Linked DNA regions of Mus musculus: all the other regions are linked to region 1. The links are chromatin contacts, found by Hi-C or POLR2A ChIA-PET in ENCODE. All regions are on one chromosome and are shown on one strand. The core of a region is the stretch at or near the end of the contact, and the rest is flanking DNA. Distances in the headings are between cores, read along the strand shown.

Region 1 (4,521 bases), core at 386-2,885:
CATCTGAAGGTGTGGCCTTGTTGGAATAGGTTTGACCTGGTTGGAATGGGTGTGTCACTGTGGGTGTGGGCATAAGATCCTCACCCTAGTTGCTGGAAGTCAGTCTTCCACTAGCAGCCTTTGGATGAAGGCATAGAACTCTCAGCTCCTCCTGTGCCATGCCTGCCTGGATACTGCCATGCTCTCACCTTGATGATAATGGACTGAACCTCTAAACCTGTAAGCCAGCCCCAATTAAATGTTGTTTTTTATAAGACTTGCTTTGGTCATGGTGTCTGTTCAAAGCAGTAAAACCCTAACTAAGACAGACAGGATTTCTCAGTGTAGCCCTGGCTGTCCTGAAACTTGCTTTGTTGATCAGACTGGCCTCAAACTCACAGAGTGAGTGCCAGTGCCTCTGACTCCAGAGTGCTGAGATTAAAGGTGAGCATCATCGTGCCCTGATGCAGATATTGATTTAATCAACTGAGATAACTTCCTGTCAGGTTTGGCGGAACTTGAGATTTACAGTTGAAGACAAGTGGATTCTACTGGCCTCCTTTTTCCAAGTACTTTTAGGGACCTGAAAACTTGGACATTTATTTTGGACACACACAGTTTACATGGTACACACAGTTTACATGGTACACGGAGCTGCTTGGATAGGTTTCCATCCATTCCTTTGTTTAGATGATTAGTCACATCTCTGGGTTTAGCTTTTTTTTTTTTCTAAACTTTATTTTATTGTGGTGCCCTGTGCACTTGGAGGTCAGAAGACAACTTTGTGGAGCCTGGATGAAACTCAGGTATCCATGCTTGCTTGGTAGTACCTTTATTATTTAAGCCATTTCATTGGCTCCTGCACCCAACCTTTTTTTTTTTTTTGGTAGGGGAATCTCAAAAATACTTTATAGGTAAGTATATGCATTTATTGTCAAAGACCTTTATCTTATTGGGACTTTGTACTCTTCTGTATTCCTAGGGTATTTAAAATGACAACTTATATTTGGATCACTTACATTTTGCCGTGGAACTTGTCACATCTCACATAGAAGCTAATTTTTCATTTCTTTTCTTTCTTTTTATTGGCTTTTTTTGAGACATCGTCTCTATACAGTTCTGACTCTCATGGAAATTACTATGTAGACCAGCTGGTGTCGAACTCACAGAGATCCACTTGCCTCTACCACTGAGTGTTGGGACTTAAAAGGGGTTTGCCCCCACACCCAGTTTAAAGCCACCTTTTAAATGCTTCTTATGGGTGAAACAATTGCAATTTGTACATGTATATGTGTACGTATACATACACTCACACACACAATCTTGCAGAGGAGGAAAATGAATCTTACAGAATTTGATTACTTTGATCCAGTTTAAAGGAGGCAATGTGCTTTTACCAGAGGAGCTGAATTCCAGTTTCCACACCTTCCCCCCTCCCAACTTCCTCTTCCGGTTCCTGCTTGTCCATTGTTCAGTGAAGCCGGAGGGCACTAACTACAAGGAAACTGTTCTTCCTCAATCTCACCCTCTTCCCTCCTCCCCTCTCTACCCTTTGGGTCTCCGCACCGCCTTGCCCAGGAGTTAAGCCTTAAAGAGTGCAGGAAGAACTACATTTCCCAGAGTGCCTCGCGAGTCACCGTCCTCCAACCAGAGCTCTCCAGACGGCGCCATTTCTGAGGCAGGAGTGGTAGTGCGGCCTGTGATCATGGCGCTGTTCCCGGCTTTTGCGGACGTAAGTGAGGCCTCCGGTGATGGGGCATTCAGGAAAGGTAAGCACCCCAAAAGAGTCGAAAAAGACATCCATTAAATTAATGGCAGATTTTCGGGCCTGGGTCATGGCCTTTTTTCTTTGCTTTGTTTATCCACCTGTATCCCAGAGTTCTCCGCGGCGCTGCAAAGCCTTCTGGGTCTTGTCTGAAGTGTAGGGCCAGAGGCTCTTTCAGGCGCTACGGTGGTCAAGTAAGCGGAGGGGAAACTAAGCCTACGATGATGTCTGGCGCTAACATTACCGTATTTTTGGACTTCATTCTCCTAGAAGCTGCAATGATACAACTCCATTGCAAAAGAAACCCTCTTAAAATACTTGCAATTGTGGTTGGCGTAATTCTGATTTTTCCTTACTAAATTGTAACCGTCAACAAATTCCGAGACTGTCTATTCATTGTAGCACACTTATTAGAAACACAGGCCCAAAATATAGACGTATTCAATAAGTGTGTCAGGATTGATAATGCAACCTGTTGCATGAACGAAACTAAGTAACAACAGCAACAAATCAGTATAAGGTAGTATGCTACAAATGTCATAGATGAGCCACAGTCAACCATAAAAATGAAACGTTCAGAATTTTGGAATGGTCTTCAAGAGGATATGATTTGTATAGATAAGAATTCAGGGACCTTCAAGGGGCTGTGGAAGAGAAGCATGGGATTAGAGAACTGGGTGCGTATTTTAAATGCTAAGACAAGTGTCAGCTATAATGAAGTTAACCATGGCAGGTAAATGCAGAAAATACATCTAATACTGAAAGTGTACGGTCAAGTTGAAGGGCTGGCAGTGGTGGCATACACCATTAATTTCAGCACTTGGGAGGCAGAGGCAGGTGGATCTCTGAATTCAAGCTCAGCTTGATCTACGTAGTGAATTCTTGGACAGCCTGGGCCACAACATAGAGAGACCCTAATCTCAAAAAAGACCAAACCAAAACAAAATATAGTTAAGAAAATTAACTATATATTATTTAACTATGAGTTACTGTTCAGCTTTCTTTACGGTTGGTTTGCTTATAGGGATCCAAAAGAAGTCAGAATTCTCTCTCTCTCTCCTTTCTCTCTCTTCTTTCTCTCTGTCTTCCTTTTCTCTCTGTCTTCTCTCTCTCTCTCTCTCTGAGAGAGGGGGTGTACTGGCTGGTTTTGTGTGTCAACTTGACACAAGCTGGAGTTATCACAGAGAATGGAGCCTCCCTTGAGGAAAGGCCTCCATGAGATCCAGCTGTAAGGCATTTTCTCAGTTAGTGATCAAGGGTGGGAGGATCCATTGTGGGTGGTGCCATCCCTGGGCTGGTAGTCTTGAGTTCTATAAGAGAGCAAGCTGAGCAAGCCAGTAAGAAACATCCCTCCATGGCCTCTGCATCAGCTCCTGCTTCCTGACCTGCTTGAGTTCCAGTCCTGACTTCCTTGGTGATGAACAGCAGTGTGGAAGTGTAAGCTGAATAAACCCTTTCCTTCCCAGCTTGCTTCTCGGTCATGTCTGTGCAGGACTAGAGACCCTGACTAAGACAGAGAGTTGGCCAGAAACCCACAGAGATCTGCCTTCCTAGTGTTGGGATTAAAGGCAAGTGCTCCCATGTCCAGGCACACTGCATTTTCTGCATGTACCCGTAGGTCCCCTTGAGTATGAAACAGTTTCTCTGCTCTTGTATTTTCTCAGGTGATATATTTGTTGAGGAAGCTGGTTATCCATCCTGAAGATGTTTCCCGCTAAATCTTCCTGTAACTTGCTCCTTTATTTATCCATCCCATTATTTCCTGGGAACTGATAATTAGATTTAAAGAGCCGATAAGATCTAGCTATATACTTTTTGTTGTTGAGGGTAGCTTGTTTGGAGTGCTGCACAAATATTAAGTCCTATCAGGAGGGTCCAATCTTTGATTTCAGTGATATTAAGGGGGTCCGTGTTGGGCATCAGATCCCCTGGGATTAGAGTTAAGATGGTTGTGAGCCTCCATGTAGATGCTGGAAATCAAACCTTGGTCCTTTGAAGAACAACCAGTGTGCTTAATCACTGACCCGTCTTTCCAACCATGCCATTACACCTTCATCTGATAATTTTGCAGTGATGTTTTTTATATTCTTGTGACAGGGTCTCACTGGGACCCAGATTAGCCTCCAGTGTGTAATCACCTTGAATGAGCAAAAGAGACTCAAAGAGTTTCTTCTGACTCTAGAACTTGCATTATAATTTTTTATGACAGGGTTGGGAATCTTGTGATTTAAACATCTTCGCAGTTCCTGGGCTGCTTCATGGGGTAGATCAACTCCCAGGAAAACGTCGACACCTTGAATGCCATTCTTACCTGTGTTTGCTGGTGCTTTTTGTACAAGTGAGTTCGAGCTTCCAGCAATCAGAAAATGGCAGTCCTAATCAAAATGAACGGCTTATTCTCAAGAGAACAAATATCTTCATTAATGTGATTGCTAACTCATTTTTACCATCAGCCTTGGAAATGCTGTTTGAATGATTTACCCCTGGAGGAGTGGCCCCTCATCTCTGAGTTCACTTAAACAGACTAGAAGCCAGGGCTACATTGTTAGGACAAGGTACAGAAATGGATATTGAACTTGGATGTGATACCCACTTATAAAGTTACCTAGTTTAGAAGCTTATTCATGCTGGCTTGCCCCTCTGCCTTTGGTGGAACTGAACGCAGGCCTTTTCAGTGGAGATGGAGGGTTAGTAAAGTGTCTTAGTAAGCTCACCACAGAGGTATGTCAGTGAGTCCTCGGTGATGGGCTGTTAGCTTACCTCTGTCAGATTTCTCT
Region 2 (4,372 bases), core at 1,522-4,021, 330 kb before region 1:
AAGGTCAGGAGCAGAGCGGCAGGTGACTCCGATGGCTGCCCCCTCATCTCTCTGCATCTTTACATCACAGAGCATGTAGGCTTTGCTCTCTTGCATGCTCCCCTGCTGGGTTAAAGGTCTAACTGGGGCCAGGAGTCCTGCCAGCTGTCCCTGGGGTTGATTTCTTGACCCTTGCCCACAGTGTAAATAAAGAGTGTGTGTATCATCTATCCAGTGTGCAGACACATCAAGAGGCATATAGCATTGGCAATCTACTGTGTGTCCTCCCAGATGCCCCGTGCACGTGCCATTCGTGAGTTTGGGTTTTTCTATAAGGATGAAATTTTATTACATACTCCGACCCATGACTTGTATATTTCCACCTTGTGAGAGCTCTTGAACACCTTTCCCAACAATAGATGATTTCTGCAGTTTTGAGGAGCTACCCAGGTTTCTTTCCTTGTGTGGGCAAGGTGTCACTTAGGCTTCTACTTTGGACTTGTCTCTTGTTTTAGCGTCTCACCATTATCCCTAAGTCAGGTGCATCCTCGTAGCCCGGCCTTTGTGTTGGTTCCTCTTGGTTCCCATCACAAAGTTCCCAGAAATAGAGAGTCTGTGTCATAGGAGAAGGATTTCTAGATTGTTGCGTAGAATAGCAAGATTTGTGTGCAGATTTGAATATGAAGTGTCCTCCTGGGCTCATGCATCCGTTGAAGGCTTGGGCCCTAGCTGGTGGAGCTCTGTTGGGAGATAATGGGAAGTAGGCTAAGTGGAGGAATGCTCTCCAAGGATCCACCTTGTCCCCGCCCCTGCAGCTCAGCCACTGTACCCTCCCCACCACAGTGTCATAGCTCAGAACAGGCCACATAATGGAGCCAGGTGATCCTGAGCAAACCTCTGTGTCTGTGACTGCAAGAAACCTTCCACCCTTTAAGTTGGTTTCTTGGGTGTGTGCCCCAGCAACGAAAAGCTGACCAGCAAGGCCTGTGTGCCTGTGTGTGCCTGTGTGTGCTGTGTGTGCCTGCATGCCTGTATGTGTTGTGTGTGCCTGTGTGTGTTGTATGTGCCTGTATGTGCTGTGTGTGCCTGTGTGTTCCTGTGTGTGCCTGTGTGTTCCTGTGTGTGCTGTGTGTGCCTGTGTGTGCTGTATGTGCCTGTATGTGCTGTATGTGCCTGTGTTTGCTATGTGTGCCTGTGTGTTCCTGTGTGTTCCTGTGTGTGCCTGTGTGTTCCTGTGTGTGCTGTGTGTGTCTGTGTGTTCCTGTGTGTGCTGTGTGTGCCTGTCTTCCTTCAGTGTGAGCGCCTAACCATCTCCATGTGGCCAGCATCGTGTAACAGACAAATCATGCCCGTGCCACATTGCCTAAGTTGGAAGACCTACTTCTGTTCTATCATCTTTTCAGAATACTCTGTGCATAGCTTAGAAAACAGTTTGTGTGTGTCTGTGAGTGTGCATATGTGTGTTTATGTGTGTGCACGCGGAGGTTATAGGACAACTCAGAAGTTGATCCTCTCCTGACATCAGTGGAGTCTGGGGTTGAACACAGGTTGTCAGGACTGTGTGCAAGCACCTTTACCCACTGGGGCGTATCTTGATGGCCCAATTGTATGTTTGTTCCTAACAAGTTTATTGATACATGATTCACATATTTCACCATAAAAATCTAACCATTAAAGTATGTATTGCAGCAGTTTTTAGTATATTTGGAGTTGTGTAACCATCAGCAGTTGATTTTAGGAAATGTTATCACCTGTCAGAAGACGCTTATCATCATTAGATAGCAATTGCCTCCCAGGGTCCAGCCCACTCAAAATTCCGTTAATTGCTATGCATTCTTTCTGTATAGATTTATCTATTCCAGAAATCTTATATAAATTAAGGTTATAATAAGTTTTTGAGTCTGACTTCTTTCACTTAGCATGCTTTCAAGGCTCTTAGATGTTAGAGTGTGTATATCATTTTTTAATGGCTGAAATGATGCTGCTGTACGTAGCTGTGCACAGATTTGGGGTGAGCATGTATTTTCATATGCCTGTGTAACTACTAGAAAGTACATGCTAGTGTTACAGGGTCATGGGGTGACTCTGAGCTTACCCTTCCTTTTGAGGAACCAAAAACTCTTTTCCAAAGGATTTTACCTGTGCAGAGTCCTGTTTCCTTCAGATCCTTGTCAACATCTGTCATTTAAACATTTTTAGTCTAGTTTTAATTATGGGCATATGTATGTGTCTGAGTGTGAATTGTACATGTGAGGGAGTGCAGTCCCCACAGAGCCACAAGAGGGCGTCAGATCCCCGGGAACTGGAGTTCTGGGAGGCTGTGGGCCAACTGATGAGTGTTCTGGAATCAGACGTGGTCCTCTGCAAGAGCACCATGCACTCTTAACCACTGAGCCACCCCTCCGTGTCCTTCTGATGAGACCATTATGTGAGACTATCCATATCCACTCTAATTTTCGTCTATGTCTCCCCAGTGACGGATGACACTGAGCACTTGTCACACTTTTGCCATTTATTGTGTCTCTTCAAAGACCTATTGAGGTCATTTGCTCCTTTTTTTCTACTGAGCTGCAGTAGGTTTTGTTTGTTTACATTTTAGCTATAGATCATTTTGCCAACGTGTGGCCTGTAAATATTTCATCTTAGTCTGTGCTATCTTTAACTTTCTTTCCTTTAAGAAAATGATGCAATTATGCTTTAATTATAGCCTTTCGCCTCTCCTAGCTTCTCCCGGATCCTCACCCCTACCCACACAACTTCATATCCTTTCTCTCACTTAAAAACCAGACCAAGCCATGGATTCCATTTTGTGTTAGCCAGCTACTCCTGAGCACGAGACCTGCCCTTAGGCATGACAAATGCACCCACTTCCACCTCACTGAAGAAAACTGATGTTTCCTGCACCCAGCAGCTACCAGTTGCAAATAGGAGTGAGATTTTTGTGTTCTCTCCCTCTTCTCCATGGTGGGATTCTGTCTAGTTTCACCATGTGCAGGTCTTGTGTGTGCTACACCCCTATGTATCAGACCTGTTGTGTCTGGATGACACTGTCCCGGCAGCCATCTGCCATCTCCTGGCTCTTAGAATCTTTCTCCTCCTCTTCTGCTTAGATCCCTGAGCCTTGAGAGGATGAGTTTGATGGATTTCCCTTGTAGGGCTACATGGTCCAAAGTCTCTCACCTTCTTCACGTCCTCCAGTTGTGGGTCTCCATGTTAACTCCCACACATGGCAAGAAGCTCCTCTGACTGATGAGGGCTGGGTGGTTCTCTGCTCTGTGGGCGTAACTACAGGCTATTAGGAACCATTTCATTACTGCGCTTCTATTCTATAGCAGGGGAATAGTAATGGTTTTGTTTTTCCTCCAGCAATGCCCCTTGAAATACAAAAGCTGAGTTTTTTGCCTAATCAACCCAGACAAGACTTATTCCTTTAGTGTTTTGTATAAAAGCTTTGTGATGTTAACTGGCAGACTTAGATCTCATAACTCCATTATGAGTTAATTTTTATTTGTTTTTATGAAGGCAAGGTACAAATTTATTCCTTTGTGGAGTTCCTGTTATTCTAGAACCATTTGCTAAGGAGACAATTCTTCTTCCACTAAATTGTCGTACTATCCTTATTGTTGAATATAAATGTGATTGCTCCTCTCTGAGCTCCCTTGGCCACTGAATCTATCCTTTGTACTGCAAGGTCATTATCCCTGTGTCCTTGTAGTGCGCTTTGAACTTGCAAAGTCATCAGATAGGCTTTTCCTTCTCAAGATTGTCTCAGCTCTTTAGAGTCCTTGTATTTCCATGTAAATTTTAGGACAGATTGTAAATTAGGGCAGGGAAATTTTGATCAGGGCACTGTTGAATCTGTAGGTGATTTGGGTAGTATTGTCATCTTCTAATCCATGGACATGAAATGCCTTCTTTCATTTAAAAATATTGTCTAGGGTTTTTTTTTTTTTAAGATTTATTTATTTTATATATGTGAGTACACTGTCACTGTCTTCAGACATACCAGAAGAGGGCGTCAGACCCTATTACAAATGGTTGTGAGCCACAATGTGGTTGCTGGGAATTGAACTCAGGACCTCTGGAAGAGCAGTCAGTGCTCTCAACCACTAAGCCATCTTTCCAGCCCTTGTCTAGTTTTTTTTTTTTTTTTGGATATGTATGTCCATTTAAACATTTTATTCTAAGTATTCAGTTCTTTTAAGTGTTACTCTGAGTAGGATTGTTCCCTGGTCTCATATGAGATTGCTAAGTGCCATTGGCATGTGGCTGGTTTCCTTGTGTTGCTTCATTTTCCACAACCCAGATGGACTCTGTTAGCTTGGAAGGGTTTTTAAAGGTATGTTTTTAGCGTTTTCTATATAATATTATAACATCTGCAAATACAGATGGT
Region 3 (4,051 bases), core at 208-2,707, 410 kb before region 1:
TTGCTGAAATATTTGAAATTTTTCATTGCTAAAATAGAATTCTAAAAAGCTACATTATTCTTCAACTCTTTAAATGCAAGGATTGTTATAGGTTGTTTAAGCAAGGGATTATTTAAAGTTGCTGAATAATAAATAACCTATAGAGTAACCCGTATCTTTTCAGTAAGGCCCCACGTTGCTCTTTCTTTCCATCTTTCTAGCTTCATACGTTTCTTGTGATGGAACTTCTGAATGGCGGAGAGCTGTTCGAGCGCATCAAGAGAAAGAAGCACTTCAGCGAGACTGAGGCCAGCTACATCATGCGGAAGCTTGTGTCAGCTGTGAGCCACATGCACGATGTAGGAGTGGTGCACAGAGATCTGAAGCCTGAGGTGGGCCTCTGTGACCTTGGACAGCTCAGCCTGCTCTCCTTGTTCGCTAGCCTTAGAGTAGCTGTCAGCCTTTAGGACGCTTGCTATTTCTCTTGGGCCACTAAGTAAATCCTGGAAGATGTTTCCTAGGATTTTTTTCTTTCTCTTCTCTTTTCTGTGTCAGTCTAAAATAAATTTGTTCTTTTTTTCCCCTCTTGCCAGCTGATCATCTTGAGGTTATATTTGTAAGTGTGAGAGCCTTTTATGGGAAAAATGCTTCATGCAACAGTTGTATACTAAAAATAGCGATGGAAAATTTTGTAGCAAAAAATAATAAGCACTGCTATATGTATTCCATCTTGGGGAGTTTGTTCGTTTGATAGTGTATTTTGAAACCTTAATTTTCACATTTTTAAATCAAATTGATAGCTCCTAAACAGTAATGTATGGGATTCTGTTCTACATAGTTACACACGAGGCCCTGCCTTGGTTTAATAAGCTGTCCTATCTATATGTGCTTCAGTATGCTCACGACTGTGGTATTTATAGACCTGGAGAGCAGTGCAGAGCAACAACTTTTTATATTTCCTTAAGAAGGCTAATTAAGAAGGTTTTAACTCAGAATGATCCATTTTTAGTATCAAAAATATGAAAATTCCTCTCTTTTTAAAAATAAGTAATAATGAGCTTGGAAAACAAAAGCCAATGACTTTTTTTTTAAAAATTATCCTTTACCAAATGAGAAATTATATATATTTCTGCTCTAAAATAGGATATTATTTTTAGTTTCTATGTGATCATAATATATTTTCAAGTCTATTTAAAATATTAATGGGCTTGATGTTCCTTTTTTATTAAATCAAAAAAGAATATTTCTGTAAAAGCAATTTTTTTAATCTTGTGCTTAAATTATTTAAAAATGTTTTAAAAAGATGGGCAGTAGAGGTACATACTTTTATCCCAGCCCTTGGGAGGCAGAGGAAGTGAGATCTCTAAGTTCAAGGCCAGCCTGGTCGACAGAGTGAGTTCAGGACAGCCAGGACCACACTGAGAAAACCTTTCTCAAACAAAATTGATATTTTAAAAGTGGAAACATAGGGCTGGTGAATTGGCTCAGAAGGTAAGAGCACTAACTGCTCTTCTGAAGATTCCTGAGTTCAAATCCCAGCAACCACATGGTGACTCACAACCACATGTAATGAGACCTGATGCCCTCTTCTGGTGTGTCTGAGGACAGCTACAGTATATGTATTCAAATACAGTTCTCTGTATCTGTGGAGGATTGGTACCGAAGCTCCCTATGGATATCAAACCTCTTACATGAAATTGAATATTATTTTATTTTCATATAACCTACGTGATCCTTTCGTATACTTTAAATCCTCTCTCTAAGTTATTTATGATATCTATTTTGATGTAAATGATAAATATGTATATTTTAGGGAATAATCACAAAAAATCTTTTCATATTCTGTACAGTTTTGAAGGGGTTTTTGTTGCTTTTTTTTGTGGGTAGATTGTTTTGTTTTGTTTTGTTTTTTTGTCTGTTTGTTTGAAGTTTTTAGTGGGTAGTAGTTTGAACCCACAGTTGTGATCCTCAGGGGTACAGAAGACAATTGATTTATTCCTTTAAAGGTTTTAAATTTTTGAGTACTTTATTACTGTTCTTCCCATTGCTAGTAATTAATCAGAAGTGGCTTGTGTCGTAGGAACTCACAGCTCTGCTAGCTCCCCTCGGCTTCCTTCATCCCAATTCTCACTCTCCTACGTAACACCCACTGAAAACATGGTGCTCTGGGCTCCGAGATGAGCTGTCTAGTTTAAATGTGAGAGCACACTACTTAAACGTTTGCTTGATAGACAAGGAACAGGCATGTAGTTTTTTAATGGAAAAGATCTGTTCCATGACTGTATAGAACTCATTTTCACATGTTTTATTCTTTGATAACTGGCCATCTGTCATCTCATGGTGTCTCGAATGAGGCACATGTCCTCGGCAGCAGAATTTAAATTTGTCTTCTTCCTTTCCTGATCAAATAGATGCTTTTGTAGCTTGAAGTGAAGCAGAAATGTCAGATTACACTATATGTTCTACCATCATTTTATTCTTAAACTGGGTTTTAGGAAAGTAAAAACGTACCTTTGAACTAGCACTTTCCTAACTATAGCTCTCACTTTGACTTTTAAATGGCAGAGTATATTATTTCCAAACTAAAAGTTGAATCCCTTTCCTAGGCAGCATTTTAGTTGTGACTGTTTAGATAGTTAGATGGCGTTCTTTTTCTACATAGACAGAACTCTAAGCTCTAGGTGAGAACCAGACAGATTTAGAAGCTGACTGGCATTCTTAGAGGGCTGCTTGGTAGTCTTCATATTGATCCTCTTAAAGGATTAAGAAAGTTCTGTATATGATAGTATTTTCAGGCAGAAACCGAGATGAGGATAGAAGTGGCTCAACTGTTACTTTTGTCCCTTCCTGGCCATGCACACACCCATGTGGAACTGTCCTGATACTTCCCTTGCTACCCTGGGGCAGGAGGAAGTAAGCAGTAAGCTCTGGTTTTACGTGTTCTATGAGAGGAGGGTTAGAGTCGCCAGTGTAAAGGGAATGCCCTCACTTCCTCCAAGATGACCAAAGAATTCCTTCATTAGTCTTAGTGGAACAAACCCGTTCTTGCCAGAGCCTTGACAGGCCCTGTGGAGATGGAGCCAAACGTGCTTCTGGTAAGATGTGTAGCACACCGCCTGGCACTGCACAGAGAACCTCTAGTATAATTGCTGAAGGACCGATATGTCCCAAGAAAACACCCATGATTGGTGACCTCAGTCGTCAAAAATCAAGGTCTGAGCATTGTATGATAGAAAACTATTTCAATTTTTCCTTTCTTTGTTTTTTCCACCCCCTTCTTTTTTTACATTAAGTTTTTCTGTTTTATAATTTCATAACTGAGTACTGTCTTTACATCATTTGCACTTACCTTCTCCCCACTCCACCTACCCTGCCCCCTCACTCCTGCTGGCTGCTTGAGATTAGGTAATCTGTCAGGGTTTATCCTTGGAGAAAACCGAGTTTCCCTTTCTGGGCAGCTATTAATTGCCTGTAGCTGTTCATCTAAGGCTGGTAGGGCTTTGTAAGAGTTCTCTCATCTATATTGGAATAGCAACTGATGCTGTCATTTGCTGCTCTTACGTAGGCCACTAAATTGTTACAATTGCATGGGTACAGCTCCCTGTCACACACAGAAAACATTCTCACAGCAAATGTTCTGTCCTCTGACTCTTAACCATCCCCCAACTCCTTTTGTGGGATGTTTCCTGAGCCTGAAATGTAGGAGTCGTGCTGTAGAACTCTCCATTGAAGATGAGCACCCCATGGTGTGATGCTCTCTCTATTCTAACCAGTTGTAGATTTTGGTGATGGTCTCTTGACTGCTGTAAAATGAAACTTCTTACCTGAGCATGGTGGCATACACGTTGAATTCCACCATTCAGGAGGCAAAAACTCTGAGTTTGAGACCAGCCTGGTCTACATAAGTTTCAAGTCAGCCTTAGTGAGACACTGTCTCAACAGAAATTGTGTGTGTGTGTGTGTGTGTGTGTGTGTGTGTGTGTGTGAGTGAGAGAGGGGGGGGGGAGGTGAGAGGGAAGAAGGGAGAGAGAGAGAGACTTCTTTAATGAGACGTGAGAGCTACACTTACCTA

The links. Hi-C counts contacts between places; a loop is a spot of excess contacts on that map. ChIA-PET counts read pairs that join two places held with the same protein, here RNA polymerase II (POLR2A).
Region 2: a loop to region 1 is called in a map of mouse embryonic stem cell, with 2.9 times the contacts of the local background. The contact joins the enhancer-like site here to the promoter of Nrde2 in region 1. A Hi-C loop is called at or near these places in 6 of 37 maps with a recorded cell type or tissue (CH12.LX, ES-E14, Patski and 2 more). POLR2A ChIA-PET finds 5 or more read pairs at or near these places in 2 of 5 experiments (Patski and embryonic stem cell).
Region 3: a loop to region 1 is called in a map of Patski, with 2.7 times the contacts of the local background. The contact joins the enhancer-like site here to the promoter of Nrde2 in region 1. A Hi-C loop is called at or near these places in 8 of 37 maps with a recorded cell type or tissue (Patski, heart and left cerebral cortex).

What each region holds. Positions count from the first base shown.
Region 1 is chr12:100,156,767-100,161,287 of GRCm38, reverse strand. It overlaps Nrde2 (nrde-2 necessary for RNA interference, domain containing), which reads left to right and starts at 1,635. Exons shown (of 14, transcript NM_001290303.1): 1 at 1,635-1,748. The coding sequence starts at 1,685.
Region 2 is chr12:100,484,327-100,488,698 of GRCm38, reverse strand. The region is part of intron 3 of Ttc7b (tetratricopeptide repeat domain 7B); the gene reads left to right. Gm36375 reads left to right here. Exons shown (of 2, transcript XM_006516439.4): 2 at 1-4,372. Among named protein-coding and RNA genes, the nearest start is that of Gm36375, 8.7 kb to the left of the region's middle. Within about 2 kb of position 2,771, at least 1 of the 3 ENCODE cell types and tissues checked has a DNase peak (open chromatin) inside an H3K27ac peak, as active enhancers do.
Region 3 is chr12:100,567,149-100,571,199 of GRCm38, reverse strand. Rps6ka5 (ribosomal protein S6 kinase, polypeptide 5) reads left to right here. Exons shown (of 17, transcript NM_001330702.1): 13 at 201-371. Among named protein-coding and RNA genes, the nearest start is that of Ttc7b, 48 kb to the right of the region's middle. Within about 2 kb of position 1,457, at least 1 of the 3 ENCODE cell types and tissues checked has a DNase peak (open chromatin) inside an H3K27ac peak, as active enhancers do; it is left cerebral cortex, where a contact is called at or near this core.